Regions from separate parts of the Homo sapiens genome. Here region 2 is linked to region 1. Evidence: read pairs that join two places in POLR2A ChIA-PET (ENCODE). Cell type or tissue: PC-9. All regions are shown on one strand. Links, peaks and the distances in the headings refer to the core of each region. The heading gives the core; the rest is flanking DNA.

What was found. ChIA-PET counts read pairs that join two places held together with the same protein. Peaks named below come from ENCODE experiments on the same cell type or tissue, not always from the same donor. Only the 100,000 strongest peaks of a DNase experiment are listed, where the experiment ranks them.
Region 2: POLR2A ChIA-PET joins it to region 1 with 5 read pairs; 1 of 35 experiments calls an interaction of 5 or more read pairs at or near these places.

What each region holds. Positions count from the first base shown.
Region 1 is chr15:63,271,997-63,277,355 of GRCh38, reverse strand. It overlaps LOC124903504 (a long non-coding RNA gene), which reads right to left and starts at 2,250. Exons shown (of 2, transcript XR_007064674.1): 1 at 1,994-2,250; 2 at 504-1,338. RefSeq lists a silencer at 1-224. In PC-9, for the core only: no CTCF peak of the experiment used is centred there; no DNase peak of the experiment used is centred there; H3K4me3 peaks cover 1,439 bases.
Region 2 is chr15:62,811,774-62,817,182 of GRCh38, reverse strand. All of the region lies in intron 52 of TLN2 (talin 2), which reads right to left. Among named protein-coding and RNA genes, the nearest start is that of MIR190A, 9.5 kb to the left of the region's middle. In PC-9, for the core only: no CTCF peak of the experiment used is centred there; a DNase peak (open chromatin) is centred at 4,772.

The DNA of each region.
Region 1 (5,359 bases), core at 1-5,000:
GGCTGAGGGCGCCGGGCGCAGGGGCGGGCTCAAGGCGGTGAGCGCGGACCCCACCGTTGGGCCCTCCGCCCTACCGGGTGTCCGGAAGCGCCAGGGCCACGCCGCAGCTCCTGCTCCCGAGGCGGGCGTCCTCGGCGACGTTAGGGCCCCAGCCATCGCCGCAGCCCCACAGATACACTCCGATCGGGTTCCAGTGCCGGCCGCGAGGTGGTTAAGAGAAGGGAAGCTCCCTAGCCCACCTTCGAGCCGCATGCACCGAGAACAGGCAGAGATTCCAAGTCAACCAAAGAGACTAAACAAAAATGTAGCGCAGGAACAAGCAGGATTCCTTTTTAAATAGGTTTTTTTTTTTTTTTAAGCACATTTTACCGTTTGGATAGTTGCGGGAACTTCGTACTCCATCCTGTATAAAACCTAGGCTGGGATAGCAGTGACCCCGGGGATAACCCACAGATGGTAAAATGATGAAAGAGTGGTGGAAGAAGCTGCCCTTCTCAGGGCTGTTTCAGCCAAATGGTTTTTATTTTTTTCCCAATTCTTCAAAAGGGTTGTTTTTGCAGGCATTCTGTGACCACCCTACAAGCAATAGTAACATCTCCCTGCTCCGTCTTCTCACAGTCGTCCATTTCACTTGCTTATTTTTCTTCCCCGTTAAAACGCGAACTCCTGGGGGACAGGGACTTTGCTTTGCTCTTTGTTGTTTCCTCAGCACCTAGAAGTTCACTAATATCTGTTCAATAAGTGAAATAATTTAAAAGGTGGAAGTTATAAACATCTATATTAACAATTTCTGAAAGGTTTAAAAATTAAAACTTAAGTTCTCTGATCATTCACATCCAAGTTAGATTTTTCTTTATGTTGAATAATACTTCGTCGGTTATTTTGATCAGTGTGCCTGACACAGGTAAGTGCTATGTAAGTATTAACCACTCCTACATAATGTCCATCATGAATAAAGATTTTGGCAATCCACATTTAAAAAAACACCAGTAGACAAATGTTGGGACCTGACAGATGTTTTGCAGCTCGCCCCTGAAAATGCACCTTCAAATAATACAACTGCAGGTATTTAATTCTTACAGAAAAACATTACCTTTGCCCATTTAAAAGTCATATATATTTCCATTCACTCCCACAGAATACTTCTTCAGATTCCAGTGATTGTATTTTGAATGGTCAGATCCCAGCACAATACCTATCAAAACTCGGGTCGAGACAACAGTTCAGAGTGATAGATCTGCTTTGTAAAGATATGGAAAATGAGCTTCCAGACTGGAGGTCCTCAGTGCAACGCAGGCATGAGATGGCAGTGGCCTGATTCAGGGAATTAGCAGGACTCTGGAGGGAAGCAGACAAATTTAATAGAAGTTTAGGAATTGTACAAACAGAATTTAGTGACTAATGAGCTACATAGAGTGAGATGGGGGAAGAGTCAAGGATGAGGGCTTCTAGAGGGTTCGGGCTTAAGTGGATGCTGTGGAGACAGGAGGAGGAGAGAATATGGCAAAGTAGACACGATAATGAGTACCATTTTGTTATTTTGTTGTTACTGTTTTGGAGACATAGTCTCACTCTGTCGCCCAGGCTGGAGTGCAGTGGTGTGATCTCAGCTCACTGCAACCTCTGCCTCCCGAGTTCAAGCAATTATCCTGCCTCAGCCTCCAGAGTAGCTGGGACTATAGGCACGCGCCACCATGCCTGGGTTATTTTCGTATTTTAGTAGAGACAGTGTGAACAATGTTGGCCAGGCCAGTCTCGAACTCCTGGCCTCAAGTGACTTGCCCACCTCGGCCTCCCAAAGTGCTGGGATTACAGGCATGAGCCACCGTGCCTGGCCTTCATTTTGGATGCCTTGAGACTGAGATACTTGTAGCACTCCAAATGGAGGTGTTCAGTAGGCAACTACATATACAGGATCAGGAGAGAAATGGACTGAACATCAGAGCTGAGACCAGAATACCTGAAGCCGTGAGAGTATATAGAATAGAATTACCTAGATAGCTAGTAAAGCCAGAACAAGGCCTATGTCAGAACACCAACATTAAAGGTATGAGGAGAAGAGGAACCTCATAAGAAACTGAAAAGGAGTGGCCAAGAGGGTAACAAGAAAACTGGGGGAATGTGGTGCTGTGGAAGCCAAGGGGAAAACATTTCAGAAAGAAGGGCTGTCGAGAGGTTAAGTAGCCATGCACAGTGGCTCACGCCTGTAATCCCAGCACTTTGGGAGGCTGAGGCAGGCGGATCACTTGAGGTCAGGAGTTTGAGACCAGCCTGGCCAACATGGTGAAACCCTGCCTCTACTAAAAATACAAAAATTAGCTGGGCGTGGTGGCAGACACCTGTAATCCCAGCTACTCAGGAGGCTGAGACAGAAGAATCACTTGAACCTGGGAGGCAGAGGTTGCAGTGAGCCAAGACTGCGCCACTGTACTCCAGCCTGGGCCACAGAGTGAGACTCCTCCATCTCAAAACAAACAAAAAACAAAACAACAACAACAACAACAAAAGCTACCAGTGAATTATGTCCACTGGATTTAGCCATACAGAGGTCATCAGTGACCCAGACATAGGGGTAAAAGGCAGTCTGTAAAATCTTCTCACATTAATGTGTGGTAAGAAAAAAAAGGAAAGAGGAAAAAATGGAGAAATTTAGCTTTAGAGGAGAGGAGACAGGACACCAGCTGAAGGAAGACAGGAAATGGAGGGATCCTCAGAGTACCCACCCAGTTTCCTTGGTAACGAGTGATGCAATTTCGATCCTGCTGTGATGCTGAAGGTCGGAGTGAAGTTACCAGCCCTATAAGAGTCAACCCTAGGACCCAGCTTTCAAGCAGCACTGGTTTTGTTGATGGTACAAGATGAGAGTCTTAACTACATTCTCTTAGAGTTTTTTCAACTTCAGCTTGCACACAATATTCACAAGTAAATTTTTTTAAAGGCAATGCAAGAGGAAGTGGCTGGGTACAGTGGCTCACGCCTGTAATCCCAGCACTTTGGGAGGCTGAGGTGGGCAGATCACTTGAGGTCAGGAGTTTGAGACCAGTCTAGCCAATATGGTGAAACCCCATCTCTACTAAAAATGCAAAAATTAACTGGGCGTGGTGGCATACACCTGTAGTCCCAGCTACTCAGGAGGCGAAGGCACTAGAATTGCTTGAACCCGGGAGGCAGAGGTTGCAGTGAGCCAAGATCATGCCACTGCACTCCAGCCTGGGTGACAGAGCGAGACTCCAACTCAAAAGTAAATAAGTAAATAAATAAGGGCAATGCAAGAGGAAGAAACCTTAAGAAACAAAAACGAGGGCAAATATTGGTCATAAGAAATCAGATAAAGAATTACTACCTAGTTTATACTAAGTGTCCATGTTTATAATGCCAAGTTGATTTAATTTATATTCCAAATTTATAAACCATAAAACTAAATACCTTCATTGAGATATCAGAGAGAAAATTGCAATGATGGTAGAGTATCAAATGATCTATGTTAGAGAAATTACCAGTGTTTTCTTAGAATTTTAGAGCTAGGAAAGGACATAGAGATTATCCAATATAATTTTTTTTAAAAGCAAACAGAGGATACAACAAGCCTAGAAAATACTCCATTACTGAGCAGCAGAACCCACTTGGAACCTGGAAGTCTTGATTTCTAGTTCAGGCCTCTTTTTGCTAGATCCAGCTGCCTCAGTTGAAGCCTGAGACATTTTGATAATTTATTGACTAATGTGACTACCTATTTGAAATATTTCCCTAAAATTTCATTGCAATATTTACTCATAAGGAACAAAAACTCATTTCATGTATTTAGCAGTTGCTATTCTTAACCACAGCAATTTCTGTTTTTCTTTCATGTCATCACCCAACTACTTTCACCTTAGGCGAATGTATATTTATTTATTTTAATTTATTATTTATTTATTTTATTTGCTATGGTGCATTCTCATATATCCCTGGAACTAATAACGGAACACCAATCTTGAGGGTTGGAATCATGAAGTGGGAGAGAAGGTTTACTGAATTTATCAATACCTAAACAACATTCTGGGTGATCTTATTAAAAGCAAATCCTTCTATACTTAATAAAGATTAATATAGTGTAAGATACAACACAGATTAAGATAGTATAAGGCAGTGGTCCCCAACCTTTTTGGTAGCAGGGACTGGTTTCGTGGAAGACAATTTTTCCATGGACTGTGGGTTGGGGTGATGGGGATGGTTTCAGGATGAAACTGTTCCACCTCAGATCATCAGGCATTAGATTCTCATAAGGAGCACAAAACCTAGATCCCTCACATGCACAATTCATGATAGGTTTCACACTCCTATGAGAATCTAATGCCGCCATTGATCTGGCAGGAGGCAGAGTTCAGGCAGTAATGCTTACTGGCCTGCCGCTCACCTCCTGCTGTGTGGCCCAGTACCTATCCATGTCCCCAGAACTGGGGACCCCTGTAAGGTATTTAACAAAGATTAAAAGATAAGAACCAGAATAAAGAGCATATAAGGCCAAGGTGGGAGGATTGCTTGAGCCCAGGACTTCAAGACCAGCCTAGGCAACATGGTGAAACCCCATTTCTACAAAAAATACAAAAATCAGGCCAGGCGCAGTGACTCATACCTGTAATCCCAGCACTTTGGGAGGCTAAGGCAGGCAGATCACCTGAGGTCAGGAGTTTGAGACCAGCCTGGCCAACATGGGGAAAACCCATCTACTAAAAATACAAAAATTGGCTGGACATGGTGGTTCACGCCTGTAATCCCAGCACTTGGGGAGGCTGAGGTGAGCGGACTGCCTGAGCTCATGAGTTCGCAACCAGCCTGCGCAACATGGTGAAACCGCGTCTCTACTAAAATACAAAAAATTAGCTGGGCGTGGTGGCAGGCACCTGTAGTCCCAGCTACTCCGGAGGCTGGGGAGGAGAATCTCTTGAACCCAGGAGGTGGAGGTGGCAGTGAGCCGAGATCACGCCACTGCACTCTGGCCTGGGCAACAGAGCGAGACTCCGTCTCAAAAACAAAAACAAAAAACAAAACCAAGAAACAAAAAAGTTAGCCGGCCCTGGTGGCACACGCTTGTAATCCCAGCTACTCAGGAGGCTGAGGCAGGAGAACAGTTTGAACCTGGAAGGTGGAGGTTGCAGTGAGCCAAGATCGTGCCACTGCACTCCAGCCTGGGCGACAAAGCAAATCTCTGTCTCAAAAAAAAAAAAAAAAAAAATTAGCCAGGCGTGATGGCCCACGCCTATAGTCCCAACTACTCATGAGGCTGCGGTGGGAGGATTGCTTGAGCCCAGGAGGTCGAGGCTGCAGTGAGCTAAGATTGCACCACTGCACTTCAGCCTGGATGACAGAGTGAAACTGT
Region 2 (5,409 bases), core at 237-5,236, 460 kb after region 1:
ACAGCCAGTGGGCAGGCAATTTAGTTAGGCATAGGTTCAGCAGTCAATATCAATGTACCTGTGTACAGGTACTTATCCTCTCTCTAAGCCTCAGTTTATTAAGCGACCACAACAGTCTTCCTTTATAGAGCTGTGGTGAGGTTATATAAATTAATATATATATATAAAGAGCTACTGATAAAATTCTTCTGGTGTGTAGCCTGGGCATAAGAATTTTTTAAGTTCCCTGGGTGACTCATGTGGCCATAGTTGTAAACCACTGCTCTAGACTTAGATGGTGGCATTTGTCACCACTTAATTGCAAAAGGCTTGTACCATATTTGTCTGCAACAATATATGCTGTACGACTACCAGGTTATTAATAGTTATGGCTCAGGATCTCAGTAGCTAAGCAGTCCATAGGCATTGTTAAATGGTTTCTCTAAAGTGGCCAACACAGCATGAATAAGCAAAGGGTTAAAGGTATGGTGCGGACACTCATAATTAATGGCAAAAGACTGAATGATTTTCCCCTAAGCTCAAGACAAGGGAAGGATGTTTGTTCACATACTTCTACCAACATTCCCACAGAGTGGAATGATGAAAGACTTCTGTCTCTAAAAGGAGGGCCTTCAGTGAGAAGTGTACAACATGACAGCCCTCAGACAGGGAACAGCCCTGATAAAGAACCCGAGCTTTAGATAACGGAGGAGAAGAGGAGTTCTATTTTTATTCTGCCATTAAGTCAACATGATTTCTGATAGCAGACAACAGACAGATCCAAATTAAAGCTCTGCCAGTGGAAGCAAGGATAATTTTAGCCCTGCCAAAGATCTCAAACTGGTTTTGCAGAAATATTGAACTGTGATAGTTGCAGAGGCAAAGTAGCGGCTTTTTGTCCTGCAATACAAATCCTCTATGATAAACGAGCAAACAGCAAACGCAGGAGGCCACCATCATTCAAATGGACATCTCTAAAACATCATAAAGCAGCTCTCGGGGCAGCGGGGAGATGGCTCTGTCGAAATTAGATCCTATGTTTGTTGAGAGTTAACTGAATTCTCTAAAGGATTCCCCAGGCGGGGGTTTTCCATTTGGAGTCTCTAAATACCAAAAGGTTCTAACTAGGTTTTGTGGGTCTGTGACTCCTCTTAACAGTTTGGGGATCAACCTGTGTGTCTGTGCTGATGTTTCTTTGATGACGGTTGCAGAAGGCAAGAAATGACCCCGGGCTTTTAGCTCAAAGGGGCCCATGACCCACAAAAGATGAAGAATGCTGAAATCATGATAGTCATTGGCATCTGTAACACAGGCAAAGAGAGAATAGGAGTGGGAACAGATACAAAATGTATTATTATTGGTATGTTTGTTTAAAATATAAGCATCTGAAGCAAATAGGATAAACTGTTAACAAAATTAGTCAATCATAGATGATGGGTACATGGATGCTGCTATTAGCTTCTGTATTTATTTAAGCATTTTCCAAAGAAAAACTAAAAGATACAAACCAGCCAAAAAAGCCTAAGAATCCTTGGCTCTAGATATTTTAACAGAACAAGGCTAAGACACCATAAACTCATGCATATTTTTATGTGCCGAGATTTAAGAAAAGCAGCTCACTGAAGAGGATCCCCGATTCTCCATGTACCACCTGAAAATGACCTCAACTTATTTCTGCAGATTGCTGGACACTTTTTCTAAACCTTGATTTCTGGAATTTTCTCTTTCCCTTTTTGTAAAAAATGAACAATTATCTGACCTTTCTTCAGCTCTCAGGAATCTCCATCGATTCTCCTTGAATTGTTAAAAACGGGATCAATTTTTCAAGCATTTCAGGAAGACTACCCTAAGATCTACAGGTACAGTCTGGTTTTAGTCAACTCTTTTTCAGAATGGAGAGGCCATGGTCATATGATCATACAGAGTCTTTCTGCAGAGACCAAAGAACAGAGTGAAGGGCAGAGCGAGTGAGTGTGTGTGTGTGTGTGTGTGTGTGTGTGTGTGTGTGTGTGTGTGTGTGTGTGTGACAGACAGAATAAAAATCTCCAGTTTTTAATTGCTTTTTAAATCTATCACCTGCAAATAACTAATCAAATTTTAGTAGATATTCTTTTCTTCTACCCCAAAAAGAATTTCAACAAAATTCTGATGTCTTCTCTAGATTAGCAATTTGGCTTTCATTTTCTGATTGTCATTAGAATCCCCTCTGAAAACGAACACTACTTCCCAGGCTTGGGCATTCTCATTTTCCTCATTTCTTGTTGGACCTTCATACAGCACTGGCCGGTCAGTCTTGCGGCTTGCAGGACTCTCAGTGTGAAACAATACTCCTCTTTCTTATCCTTATTTTAACCCAGATTTCTAGGAGTTAAAGCTAACTGTGTGAACGTGAATTTATTTTTGGCAGCAGACCTAAGACAATGACCTATGTCACCACAATTTAGGTGACCGAATACTGTTGTGAGGGTTTCTATAATTTTTCACCAGGAACTTGTATTTTTTATATGTTTATGATAATTCCCTAGAAAGAGGCTTGTTTTCGGCCTATATTTTTAATAGAAAATACTCTTCAAAGACTGTCTTGCTTTTTAAGGAAAAAAATATATGAACATGAACAAATAAATGAATACATAATGCTATTTCATTCACATCCTTGGATGTCAGAGCCATCAGCACTTGTCACCCTCAAGGGGGAAAATTCTTTTTTTTTTTTGATAGTTTTATCTTTGATTGTTTCACTCTTTAACATTCTATAAACAACAACCAAGACCACTGAGGGAGACTAACTAGATTATAAATGGATTAGGAGCTACTTGAAGGCAAGGGCCATTATGTGCTTAGCTTATATTTCTTTTGTGTGGTCTATAGAAGGAAGTCAATAAAATAAACAATGACTTAATGAATCAACCATAAAGCCCAAATGATAAGTCTTTTTCTTGTATTCCCCTTCTTTCAGCGAATATTTCTGAAGTCCCCTTTTTTCCATTATTTCTCCAGTTTTTTTCCTGCCTTCTACTGGTTCATGTTTTCTCAAGATCTAGCCTTGACTCTATTCTTTTATGTCTATACTGTATGCTCTTAATAAAACCCCATATTGGCCAGGCCTGGTGGCTCATGCCTATAATCCCAGCACTTTGGGAGGCCAAGGTGGGCAGATCACCTGAGGTTAGGGGACCAGCCTGGCCAACATGGTGAAACCCCATCTCTACAAAAAAGACAAAATTAGCTAGGCCTGGTAGCTCGTGCCTGTAATCCCAGCTACTTGGGAGGCTGAGGCAGGAGAATCATTTGAACCCGGGAGGCGGAGGTTACAGTGAGCCAAGATCATGCCATTGCACTCCAGCCCAGGCAACGAGGGCAAAACTCTGTCTCCAAAAAAAAAAAAAGCCCATATGCATGAATAAAAGCCTTCAACTGCCAGCACTAGAACTATATCTCCTCCATCTTTACATCTAGAGAATGTATCAAATGTACAGTATGCCTAATTAAACTTAGGCACATTGTAAATTTTATAGATTTATCTATAAAATCTCCCTTTCTTCTGCCTTGCCCTGTCAATAGCATTACCGTGATCCTAATCTTGGAGCTGGAGAACTTTGGAGGTAACTTTTAATCTTGCTTTTCATTGCTTCTCATACTTAGTTGCTAACTTTTGACAATTTTATCTTTAAAATATATTTGGATCTTTTCAGTCTCAAGGGGGAAAAATCCTTATCGCAAAAGATGAGATGGATTCTGTTTCTTTTATAGGAATAGTTTTACTATCATTTAGCTTTTCTTCCTATTAGTGATTTCATTTTAGTACCAACTACCCTAAACCTCTGAATGGCCTTAGAGAACTAGGACATTGATATATCTACCATAGTTACAAACTACAATGACAATAATTGTATACAATGAGGACAAGAAACTCAGCTGGCAGGCTTTTAACAGATATATCAACCATGCAAGTTTGTAACACACAAGATTTAAGAGTACTGATTCTACAAAAAATACAAGGAAGAATCCATAACAGAAAATCAATCAACTGAAATGTCAATGGTCACCAGAGAAGCACGTCTGGCCACAAAGTGCAATCTGTTCTTGCCTAGGCCCTGGCAAAGAAAGTAGTGGTCACTCTCCCTCCTTCCGATCTCCAGCCTCCATGAGATGAGATCTGATGGTGACCTCCTGAATGACCTGTGATGGTGGGTCTCCCGTCAGTAAGTGCCCTTCTTCCTGTTACAGAAAAAGCTGCCGTTTACCATCAGGGCTGATGTTGACATAGCGACTGGGTGGCCACTAAGCAGGAGTCTCTGAATGTGTGGCCTGGGAAAGTTCCTAGACCTTCTATAATGTTCCTAGAGCTCCTGGACCTCTTGGCCTCCCCTCAGGCAGAGGCCAGCCATCTGCCCGCCCGCCCCTCGGACAGAGGCACACCATACACACAAGACAGCCTTGTCTTATTTTGCTCACCCAAACGAGGTGGGCATGGAGAGGGGAAGTGACAAGAAAGGAAGCACTTGAGCAGATCCAACACCTCATTCCCGGATACTGGGATAGGGTTTAGAGTCGGCATGCAGTCAGGGAAGTGACCCTGTTACAGCTCCATTTTCCTTTCCCCTGAGAGACACTTCTCCCTAAGACAAATGCTGGCACCTGCCCTTCCTTACGAAGAAAGAATTCCTCTCCCCTAAATAAGCTGCATTTTTGCTGGAGAATGAAAGGGGAGACCTTCACTCCATTTCCATCCAGGCCTTTGTACGTGTCAGACATAAAGCTGCAGGCAGACCCCACACAGTGACATTCTTGTTAAATGACTCACCAAGGGCAAAGGTACAGATTGCCAACCTGAGGCCCATGTGTGCAGGGCCTGGACCCATAGATGTCATGTACATTATCAATGCTGCACAGGTGCTGGAGAAAATACGGTTCAACTAAGAAATGGAACTGGGGAGAAGTGAAATGGAAATACGAGGATCCCTGTATCTCCTCCCTTCCCCCAAAATGAACAAGACAACAGCAAAAGCACGAGAGAGAAAAAATAAGGAGAAATGGAGCATAGGGGGAGAGCTCCCATTTAGGAGGCAGAGGCCACTGCTGCTGCAAGCCCACCGTTAGCAAGTACCACCCACCAGCCAGAAATGGCACCTTCCCAGTGGCAGATTTTATTTATTTATTTATTTATTTATTTATTTATTTATTTATTTATTGAGATGGAGTCTTGCTTTGTCACCCAAGCTGGAGTGCAGTGGTGTGATCTTGACTCACTGCAACCTCCACCTCCTGGGTTCAAGCAATTCTCCTGCCTCAGCCTCCTGAGTAGCTAGGATTACAGGCACCCACCACCATGCCTGGCTAATTTTTGTATTTTTAATAGAGGTGGAGTTTCACAGTGTTGGCCAGGCTAGTCTTGAACTGCTGACCTCAAGTGATCTACCAGCCTCAGCC